Regions from separate parts of the Homo sapiens genome. Here region 2 is linked to region 1. Evidence: chromatin contacts called from ENCODE Hi-C or POLR2A ChIA-PET data. All regions are on one chromosome and are shown on one strand. Each heading gives the region's core, a stretch centred on a gene start or an enhancer-like site at or near the end of the contact. The rest is flanking DNA. Distances are from core to core; before and after follow the strand shown. Region 1 holds the start of NUP43 (nucleoporin 43). Region 2 holds the start of ULBP1 (UL16 binding protein 1).

Region 1 (5,653 bases), core at 2,000-4,499:
ATATTAACTAGGCATGTCTATTAGAAAAGGTTACCTTTGGCTGGGCGCGGTGGCTCACACCTGTAATCCCAGCACTTTGGGAGGCCGAAGAGGGCTGATCACCTGAGGTCAGGTGAGATCAGCCTGACCAACATGGAGAAACCCCGTCTCTACTAAAAATATAAAATTAGCCGGGCGTGGTGGCACGTGCCTGTAATCCCAGCTACTTGGGAGGCTGAGGCAGGAGAATCACTTGAACTCAGAAGGTGGAGGCTGCGGTGAGCCGAGACTGCGCCACTGCACTCCAGTGCGCGGGCAACAAGAGCAAAACTCCATTTCAAAAAAAAAAAAAATCACTTCTCAAACTAAAGTTCTTTACCTGGTTATTTGGATGGTGAAGGAAAACTGTTACACATCCTGTTGATGAAGCAGCGACAATTCTTTCCTGGTCAAAAAACTAAAGAGAAAATTTCTGCTTGTTAAAGATTCAGAAATATTAGCAGGGAGGAAGTCCATTTGTTTATTTAACTCAATTAGTAGCAAATCTTATAACAATTTTAAAAAGCAAAGAGCCATGAGTGCTAAGGAAATAAAATGTGTTAATGAAGCTGAAAGGCCAAACTGCCATACAAAGTATTTTCATGAATAAACAATATTTTTTCCTAGACACATTCACCCACAATTGATTTAATTTGGGACCAACACAATAAAACCTTAGGAAAATATTATTCCTGGCTGGGTGCAGTGGCTCACGCCTGTAATCCCAGCATTTTGGGAGGCCTAGGTGGACGGATCACTTGAGCTCAGGAGTTCAAGACCAGCCTGCGCAAGATGGCGAGGCCTCGTCTCTACAAAAATACAAAAATGAGTTGGGGTTGTAGGGAAGTGGAGGTTGCAGTGAGCCAAGATTGAGCCCCTGCATTCCAGCCTAGTTGACAGAGCAAGACTCAGTTTCAAAAAAAGAATAAAAATTTTAAAAAAGAAAAGCCAGGCACGGTGGCTGACGCCTGTAATCCCAGCACTTTGGGAGGCTGAGGCAAGCGGATCACGAGGTCAGGAGTTCGAGACCAGCCTGGCCAATACGTTGAAACCTCATCTCTACTAAAAATACAAAAATTAGCTGGGCGTGCTGGCATGTGCCTGTACTCCCAGCTACTCAGGAGGCTGAGGCAGAAGAATCACTTGAACCCACGAGGTGGGGTTGCAGTGAGCCGAGATCGAGCCACTGCACTCCAGCCTGGGTGACAGAGCAAGACTCGTCATAAAAAAGAAAAAAAAAAAAGGAAAGGAAAATATCGTCTGGGCATGGTGGCTCACACCTGTAATCCCAGCACTTTGGGAGGCCAAGCCGGGTGGACCACGAGGTCACGAGTTCAAGACCAGCCTGGCCAACATGGTGAAACTCCATCTCTACTAAAAATACAAAAATTAGCCAGGCATGGTGGCATGTGCCTGTTGTCCCAGCTACTCGGGAGGCTGAGGCAGGAGAATTGCTTGAACCCAGGAGGCAGAAGTTGCAGTAAGCTGAGCTCTCGCCACTGCACTCCAGCTCGGGTGACAGTATAAGACTTCGTCTCCAAAAAAAAAAAATGTATCTTTCCTAGAGCTAGATAGCTTTCTTTTTTATTTTATTTATTTATTTATTTATTTATTTATTATTATTATTTTTTGAGACAGAGTTTCGCTCTTGTTGCCCAAGCTGGCGCACTCTCGGCTCACTGCAACCTCTGCGCCCGGGTTCAAGCGATTCTCCTGCCTCAGACTCCAGAGTAGCTGGGATTACAAGCGCGCACCAGGGCTAGGTAGCTTTCTATGGAAAATGCAGGGGCTCTCCACACCAGGATTTGAAAACTTAATTTCGGCCGGGCGCCATGGCTCACTCCTGTAATCCCAGCACTTTGGGAGGCCGAGGCAGGCAAATCACCAGGTCAGGAAATAGAGACCATCGTGGCTAATATGGTGAAACCCCGTCTCTATTAAAAATACAAAAAATTAGCCGGGTATGGTGGCCTGCGCCTGTAGTCCCAGCTACCCGGGAGGCTGAGGCAGGAGAATCGCTTGAACCCGGGAAGCGGAGGTTGTAGTGAGCTCAGATCATGCCACTGTACTCCAGCCTGGGTGACAGAGCGAGACTCCATCTTGGAAAAAAAAAAAAAAAAGAAAACTCAATTTCATCCCCACCACTCATTACTGGTTTTGAGACTTTGGCCAAGTTAAGTTCACTAAATCGTGGTAAATCTTTAAAACGGGAGCACTAATCTCTACTTAGGGAGTTGTTATGAGAATTCAAAAAACAAAATGATGTTATCCCCCTGCACAGTATCTGTCACATAGTACATGCTCAAGATATATTAGTCTCAATTTTCTCATTAGTAAAACAAAGTAACGATACTTGATTCACTGGCATGCAACAATAATTAATTTTTGTAAAGCTCCCCAAACGGTATTTAGCACATAGTCGACAGTCAATTAATAAAAAAGTATGATTAAATCTACATCCCCTTTCCCAGTCCTTTTTCTGCCACTAAATGGCTAAATGATGTTGGGCAAATCATAACTTACAGAGCACTCAGTTTTCTGTAAACGAGGGGTGACACCAGACAACTTTTATGATGCTCTGCTTGTTTAAATGTATTACTCAGGACTTTCAAAGTTAGCTTTTGGATGCTACACAGATTTACCTGTAAATCCATTACATCACCATGGTGTCTGATATCACACAATAACTGATGGTCTCCTTCAAACCCTCCATCAGAGTCCAAGTTTCCAAAATCTCCAATAGACCACAGTGAAATATAATTTTCCTGTAAAACAGAAAGTTTTGTCTTGAGATGACATAAACGTCAACTCTCGGAAAATAAAAGTTGTGCTCCCGTCCGGAAATGTTGCTCCAAAACATCTCAAATGGTATGGTGAGTTTAAAACACAACGAGATACGAGGCTCAGGCATGCCATCACCGGCTCTGAGCTACGGAGCAACCGCGCCTGAGACAGGGGTCCGGGGGACCTAAAAGTGCGAGAAGAACCAGAAGGTGGGAGTTGGCGCGCGGAAGGCCAGGGGTCAGCTCAACCGGAGAGAGGGAGGAGGTAGGGGCTCGTCCCTATCAGCGGCGATACCTCATTGTCCCAAGATCCTGTAGCGAACGTCTCCGCGGTCTGTAAACTTCCCGGAGGCAGCGGTCGCCAGCGGGTTTTGCTGATTTTCTGGGACACAAACTTCGCATAAATTTCCTCCATGCCGAAAGCGGCCGCAGCAGGTACTGCAAAAAGCAAGCACAGTACGCGCCTCTCAGCACCGCCTCTTCCCGCGGAACCCTGATTGGATGGGACTTTAGGACGGAGACGGTGGCTGCAGAGAGTCAATTCTCGTCGATAGCCAGTGTGGGCACAGTCAGTACCTAGACTGAGAGGCCCACCCATCTCACAGAGCAGCTCTGAGCAAAGGCAAGAGCGCTTTGGCCTTTGAGCAGTAGGACTTGCTCCTAATCTGCAATGTCAGTATTTTCTTGTGTTCAATAATTGTGCAGTGTAAAATTTAAGTGCAAAAACAGAACAAAAACAATGCAGTAGAAACCACCTTGAAACCACACCTAAGCAGTTGCAGGTCACTGCGCATAGAAAACGATTCAAAAATCCTTAAATACTCGTGGAAGTACCTCGAATAAAGTGCCAACCTACTATCCCAAACCTCTCCCTCTTGTCTCCCAAACAAATACTTTGCTTCAAAGTTAATACACACTGTCAGAGCCTGGAGTTGGAATTCTGAAAGACTCCAGTTTTAGTTTTGATGCCAATTGCCTAGCTTTGATCAATTCAATTACGTGCATGATTAAGAATGAAGTTTGTGATACCTATTGTCAACGGCCCAGGAATCAGTTTTCTAGGTTCCTTCTGTGCTTTTGGTTACACCTATAATATTCTTCCCTTCCTCTTTACTCCTCAGAATCCTGCCTATCCTTCAAGGATCTGTTCTTTCCTTTACCATTTCCTGACGACCCCAGCCAATGTTGATCTAAATCAACACCATTTTTTTTCTTTTTTAAGACAGGGTCTCTGTGGCCCAAGCTGGAGTGCAGTGGTACAATCTCAGCTCACTGCAACCTCTGCCTCCGCCTCCCAGGTTCAAGTGATTCTCCCACCTCAGCTTCCAGGGTAGCTGGGACTACAGGTGTGCGCCACCATGCCTGGCTAATTTTTTTTTTTTTTTTTTGGAGAGACGGGATTTCACCATATTGGCCAGGCTGGTCTCGAACTCTTGACCTCAGGTGATCCAACTGCCTTGTCCTCCCAAAGTGCTGGGATTACAGGCGTGAGCTAGCATTTGATATCTAGACCACTAATGACATATATTTTGGATATATCTTATGTTAGTTTTCTTTAGATGCATATTCCTCCCCCATTAGAATGTAAATCCTACTGAATACAAGAGATATGACTTATTCAACTAAAAAATGAAGCTCTTTTACACTATAGGTATTCATAACTGTATGTTGGTTATTTCTTTAAAAAGGGCCATTATGCTACTGTTGTTTTTATGTGATATTGGTAGTCCTACTTCACAGGGACAGTTTACGGAAGCACTGCATGTAAATGCAATCCATCTGGGTCAGCTTTAGAGTTACCAGTTTCCTATCAAGGATTTGACTTTTTTCTTTTCTCCAAATGGAAGATCATCAAGAAACTGTAGAAAGATGAAATGGAAAATATTAAGTGGGTTACAGTCCCAAATCAACAATTTTATTCATGTTTAATATTGAAGTAAAGAACACTGTTTTGGCCAGGCACGGTGGCTCACGCCTGTAATCCCAGCACTTTGGGAGGCCAAGGCAGGCAGATCACGAGGTCAGGAGTTCAAGACCAGCCTGGTCAACATGGTGAAACCCTGTCTCTACTAAAAATACAAAAATATTAGCTGGGCATGGTGGTGCGTGCCTGTAATTCCAGCTACTCGGGAGGCTGCGGCAGAATTGCTTGAACCGGGACCTGGGAGGTGGAGGTTGCAATGAGCCAAGATCATGCCACTGCATTCCAGCCTGGGCTACAGAGTGAGACTCCGTCTCAATCAAAAGCAAAAAAACAAAAAGAAACCAGTTTTGCCTGTAGTTTCATTTATGGTCACATAATCCCAGAAAATAGGTAATGTTGATTTTGGATTGGAAGCAGGCCAGTGTCACATTTTACAAAATCGGATAAGAACTAGAATTTGAAAATTGTGCTGATATAGTGGCACAGATGTCTTAGCTTTGTTTCCTTCTAAAAGATTACTGGAGGCCGGGCGCTGTGGCTCATGCCTGTAATCCCAGCACTTTGGGAGGCCGAGGCGGGCGGATCATAAGGTCAGGAGATCGAGACCATCCTGGCTAACACGGTGAAACCCTGTCTCTACTAAAAATACAAAAAATTAGCCGGGCGTGGTGGCGGGTGCCTGTAGTCCCAGCTACTCGGGAGGCTGAGGCAGGAGAATGGCCTGAACCTGGGAGGCGGAGCTTGCAGTGAGCCGAGATCGCGCCACTGCACTCCAGTCTGGGCGACAGAGCGAGACTCCGTCTCAAAAAAAAAAAAAAAAAAAAAAAAAAAAGTTACTGGACTAGATGATGGCTGGATTCTGTCAGTCTCAGGTCTAATTAGGAGTCAGCGATTTGGACGCGACAAGCAATGTTCTCAGTGAGCTTCT
Region 2 (5,653 bases), core at 1,276-3,775, 220 kb after region 1:
CCTGTTGAAGCACCCCCAGACTGGTTGAAAACCAAGTTACTCTTCCTTGGAAAATCTTTGTGGACACCCAGGTGGGCATACAAATTTCCAAGTCTTGGCCAGTTTCAGTGGCTCACACCTGTAATCCCAGCACTATGGGAGGCTGAGGCAGGTGGATCACCTGAGGCCAGGAGTTTATAAGACCAGCCTAGCCAACATGGTGAGACCTGTCTCTACTAAAATTGCAAAAATTAGTTGGGCACAGTGGCAGGCCCTGTAATCCTAGCTACTTGGGAGGCTGAGTTAAAAGAATCGCTTCAACCCTGGAGGAGGCGGTTGCACTGAACTGAGATCATCCCACTTCACTCCAGCCTGGGCAACAGAGTAAGACTCAGTCTCAAGAAAAAAAAAAAAAAAGACAAAAAAAGTATTACCAACTTGTGCCAGCCATGAGGTCTACAACCTCGATGCTGCCACCCTCAGGACCCTGGGGGTTACAACCTCCACTCCAGCTCCCCTCTGAACCTGTGCTTTTCCTCTGAGCCCCATTCACTCCCACAACTGTCTCATTCATTCACTGGTTCACTCAGCCTCCAACCACCCTTAAATCATGTCAGGCTCACCAGCTGACGGAGAGAAAAATCATCCTTTGTAGGTCTGAAAAACGTGTCTGAATCCTGATGGTGGGTCTTGTTTTCATTTCCACCCCCTCACAGCACACTCAGGGCCATGAAGAGGCCATGGCCTGGGCTCAGAGCTCCAGCTCTCCTCAGGGTGGGCCTGGCATTTGCTGACTTCAGGGAGGGTGGCAGGGCTCACAACTGAAATAGGAGACCTGCCCTGGGTCCTTAGCATGTGCAAGGATAGGGTTCTTTGTAGAATCTGCTCATTTCATCTGTGTTCATAGCATCTGTCATTTTCCACATGCGGACATCCACACCCAGAAAGCTGAAGAAGCTTGCACAGGAATATTCAGCCACAATATGAGCTGACTTCCATATCTGAATGCATGATCTCTAGATCCCGGCCATTACAATAACCTTTGGGCCACTTCTATGCCCATCCTGGGCAGGCCTGAGTCTAGTGGCCGGATGCCTGCAGCAGGGGTGAGGCAGGAGGGCCCAGGTGTGCACACAGGCCCCTCCTCCTGTCACCTGGCTGTCCTGCTTGGGGCTCTCCTGCCAGCCTCCTTCTGCCTTCCTCCTGTTCCCGCAGTCACTGGCCCAGGTCACCCGGCCTCAGGGGTGGTGCTGCCAGGGACTTCCCAGTGGCCTCCTCCTAGGACTAACCTGAGCTCCTGCCCCCAGCCCTGTACATGGGAGGCTTTTCTCACACACAGATCCCTGGGCCCACCAAGCTATTCCCCTCCCAAATCTGAGAACTGCCCACCCCCGTGTGACTGTTGTCCTGCCGACCACCCTTCATGTAGCCCCTCCTGGACAGAGGCTCTAGTGCATCAGGCCAGAACCTTTTGGCTCCTGTGTCCCTGCTCAGTCACAGAGATGGCTGCCATCCCATGTCCCTGTCCTGAAGCATAGTCAGGCCCTGGGCTTGGTCCAGGCCTCCTCCCCTTTCCCACAGCCTCAGGACCCTGGTGATTGATGGTCACCAGGTGAAGGTCTCCCCACATGAAGACTGTGTGGAGTGGGAGGTCTGTGCCTATTTTTCTCATTCATTGGGGAATGGGCTGAGTGGCTGGGGGCAAAGTGGGACTCAGGGGCTCTGCCCAGTCCTTACTGCAGGCTAAGCCCTCCCTTGCGGCCAAGAGCCACTGGGCCCTCCACCTCCCTCTGGCTTCTACCCGCAGATCTAGATGGTTTCATGGTGACTCAGAGGAGGATGCACTCGGGCGTCCCTTTTGAGGATGGCTGCAGGGACCATCCAGGGACTGAGCCGAGGTGCAGATACAGCCACGGATTTGGGTGTTGTTAGACACAGAAGGGTGTGTAGCAAAGTGAGCCCCACGCATGCGTAGACTCTTCCCTCGGCTTCTGCTCTCCATGGAAACACAACTGATCACATCATGATTGATCACGGTAGCCCTCTAGGGCTTTCTTTCTTTTCTTTTTTTTTTTTTCCAGAAGTCATAAAGGGATATAGAATATACTCAAAGACCACCTCATGCTTTTAGTGGAGAGGCAAAAAAGGTTCGCTCCGGAATGGGGAAGCGGCTGCGCCCTGGACGGAGAGGGGCGGGGACTTCGCGACTGCAGGCGGAGGGAGGGCGGGTGTCGCTGGCGCAGGCGGTGACAGGGAGACACCGCCGCCACTGAGTATTCCTATGCAAGTTTCTTCATCTTCCTGTGCATCAGTGTTTACACTGGGGTAATGATAAATGCTGTGTTGAAAAATTATTTGATGGGGCCATGGAAGGAACGGAAGGAACGGCGTCCTGGCCCGCTCGGGGCCCGCGCACGCCGCCACCAAGCCGCGGGGGCGGGTCGGAGGGGAGAGTTGCGTCAGCCAGGCCGCTGTCAGATGACGAGCCCGGGGCGTGACGGGGTGGAGCATCCCCAAAAAAGTGCATGCCTAGGATCCCGCCCAGTGTATCCCTGCGCGCGGCGGGCCGGGCTGGGCAGCTTTATAAACAGCCGTGGTGTGAGCCTCGAAGGGAACCATCAGCGCCTCCTGTCCACGGAGCTCCAGGTCTACAATGGCAGCGGCCGCCAGCCCCGCGTTCCTTCTGTGCCTCCCGCTTCTGCACCTGCTGTCTGGCTGGTCCCGGGCAGGATGGGTCGGTGAGTTCGGGGATGTAGCCTAAGCAGGGCGGGGGCCAAACCTGGGAGGTTGTGGACTGCAGCGGGTTTCAGAGGAGGGGAGGCTTCTGGAAGGACCGGCGCGATCTCCCTGAACGAACATCGCGGTCTCCCCGAACGTCGCGGTCCCTCCGAACGTCGCGGTCTCCCCGAACATCGCGGTGCCCCCGAACATCGCTGTCTCCCCGAACATCGCGATCTCCCCGAACATCGTGATCTCCCCAGACATGCCCAGCTGAAGGCACTCAGTTCCCCTCGGTGGCTCCTTTCCGCCGGGTCCGCTTCCTGCGGCTGCTGCTTGCCCCTCAGGCCAGGAGGTTTCTGGAAGGACCGGTGCTGTCTCCCCGAACATCGTGGTCTCCCCGAACATCGCGGCCTCTCCGAACATCGCCCTCTCTCCGAGCAACGCGATCTCCCCGAACATCGCGGTCTCCCCGAAAATCGCGATCTCCCCGAACATTGCCATCTCACCGAACATCGCGATCTCGCCGAACATGCCCGGCTGAAGGCACTCAGTTCCCCTCCGCGGCTCCTTTCCGCCGGGTCTGATTCCTGCGGCTGCTGCTTGCCCCGCAGGCCAGGAGGCTTCTGGTAGCACCGGCGCGATGCCCCCGAACATCGCGTTCTACCCCAACATCGCGATCCCTCCGAACATCGTGATCCCCCCCGAACATCGCCGTCCCCCCGAGTAACGCGGTCTCCCCGAACATCGCGGTCCCCCCGAACATCGCGGTACCCCCGAACATCGCCGTCTCCCCGTACATTGCGATCCCCCGAAACATTGCGATCTCCCCGAACATCGCGATCTCGCCGAACATGCCCGGCTGAAGGCACTCAGTTCCCCTCCGCGGCTCCTTTCCTCCGGGTCCGCTTCCTGCGGCTGCTGCTTGCCCCATAGGCCAGGAGGCTTCTGGGTGGACCAGCGCGATCTCCCCGAATATCGCGGTCTACCCGAACATCGCGGCCTCCCCGAACATCGCGGTCTCCCCGAACATCGCGATCCCCCAGAACATCGCGGCCTCCCCGAACATCGCGGTCTCCCCGAACATCGCGATCCCCCAGAACATCGCGGTCTACCCGAACATCGCGGCCTCCCCGAACATCGCGGTCTCCCCGAACATCGCGATCCCCCAGAACATCGCGGTCTCCCCGAACATCGCTGTCTCCCCGAACGTGCCTGGCTGAAGGCACTCAGTTCCCCTCCGGGGCTCCTTTCCGCCGAGTCCGCTTCCTGCAGCTGCTGCTAGCACCGCAGTCCAGGGGGAGTGTCAAAGAAGGCTGAAAAGGAATTGCAGGAGGGTGGAGGGACCAAAAGGCTACAGAGGGCAAGGTAGGGCGGGGATCCCTGGTGCAGACCCGCAGCCCCACTGGCCCTAGGGAAGGAGAAACCAGATTCCCGAACCCTAGCTGGGGTCAGGACAGGGGTAAAGGGGAGTTCCACAGGGACGCGATCACAGACTCCCCCATCAGCCACAGCCCTGCTCTGCTCTGACCTGCTGTTCACCACACAAAGCTTCCAGCAGCCCCAGGGCTCCCTGCCCTGGAACTTCGCCCCTACACTTTGCTGCAGACACTCACCTGCACGCAGGGGCTCACCAGACACTTGCTACCCTTCCCCTCACCATTCACTTTCACCACCCAGGTCGCATCCTTTCACTCCCCATCTCAGCTCACCCCTGTCACCACACAGGCCTCCCTCACCTCCCCATCCATGAAGGGGCCCTTAGCACCTCCCCCGACCAACTAGCACCTTGTCCCCTTTTGCCTGAGGACACACCCCAGCAAACACACCCCAGGCTTTCCACAAAACTTAATGCAGGGGGGACGGGAAATCCCATTTCCCTCACGATGACCCTGGGAGCGCCGGTGAGTAGAGGTGCCCACTTCTGCCCTTGGGTCCCAGACCCGCCTGTTCTTCCGACTGGGGAGCCAGGGTCATATAGAATAGTCACTAAGCAGACAGGAGTCAGCAAACCCTTTCTAGAAAGGAAAGGCTGAAGGCACTTTGGTCCTTGCTGGCCGTGAGTTCTCTGTCTGTGTGTCAAGTCCTGTCCCTTTGTAGAGCAACAGCAGGCAATGGTAACCTGCAAATAAAAGGGAGAGCAGATGTGGACCCTGTCCTAGGTTGCTGACCCCAGATGAGGGCACATGCTGTGTCCTGGCAATTGCTGCCCCATCCCCTAGGGTGTCATCTCCAAGTAGTGTAAGTTGAAGAGTCACAAGTGTGTCCTACCCTGCCTGTGGCTTCTGGGTGGTGTGGATGTGATGGATGTGAATGGAGGTCCTATGGTTCTGGGCCTACTGCGCCCCTCCTTTGCTGCTGGGTGGCATCATAGGTCCCTCAGGGCAATCAGGGACCCTCCTTAAAGCCTCAGGTGTGAGCTAAGGGTGAGGGGGTGCAGCCATGTAGTGTCCTGGGGATCGGGGCCAACTGCTTGTGCAGCTTCTTGGTTCCCTGTGGCCCTGCTCCTGCCCATCCCAGGAGACCCACCTGTGTCTTCTCACTGTGGGGCCTATATTCCTAATGACCTAAAGGGTGAGGAGCCCACCCTGTGATGGGCAGCTCTGAGGCTGTGTGGTCACTGCCCTCCCATAGCTGGAGGCCCATCTCCACAGGGGCCCAGGACCACAGCAGGAGCCACTTTTAAATGAGGGGATTTCACTGCTGTGAGTGGCACAGCCTTGCTTCTGAGCACTAGGGGATCCTGTTGTGATTCTGCGGTTGGCAATTGCCATGAAATCCACATAGCACCTTTTCCAACCACATATGCCTCTGGGATCTTAGGGAGTCCAGGGTCAAATAGCTGTATTGGTAGGTCCAGCGTCACCCCTCATCACAGGGTGTGTATGGCTGCATCCCAGCTACAAGAGCAGAGTTAAGTAGTGACAGGGGAGGTCATATGACCAGCACAACCTAT

Evidence for each region. Hi-C counts contacts between places; a loop is a spot of excess contacts on that map. ChIA-PET counts read pairs that join two places held with the same protein, here RNA polymerase II (POLR2A). Pooled maps may share reads with other maps.
Region 2: a pooled map shows a loop between it and region 1 (15-fold over the local background). The contact joins the promoter of ULBP1 here to the promoter of NUP43 in region 1. A Hi-C loop is called at or near these places in 7 of 50 pooled maps. POLR2A ChIA-PET finds 5 or more read pairs at or near these places in 3 of 52 experiments (H1, PC-9 and WTC11).

The regions. Positions count from the first base shown.
Region 1 is chr6:149,743,280-149,748,932 of GRCh38, forward strand. It overlaps NUP43 (nucleoporin 43), which reads right to left and starts at 3,250. Exons shown (of 8, transcript NM_198887.3): 1 at 3,097-3,250; 2 at 2,661-2,783; 3 at 359-436. The coding sequence starts at 3,216. RefSeq lists enhancers at 3,560-3,619, 5,462-5,653.
Region 2 is chr6:149,961,418-149,967,070 of GRCh38, forward strand. It overlaps ULBP1 (UL16 binding protein 1), which reads left to right and starts at 2,526. Exons shown (of 5, transcript NM_025218.4): 1 at 2,526-2,717. The coding sequence starts at 2,633. RefSeq lists enhancers at 2,862-3,401, 3,943-4,482.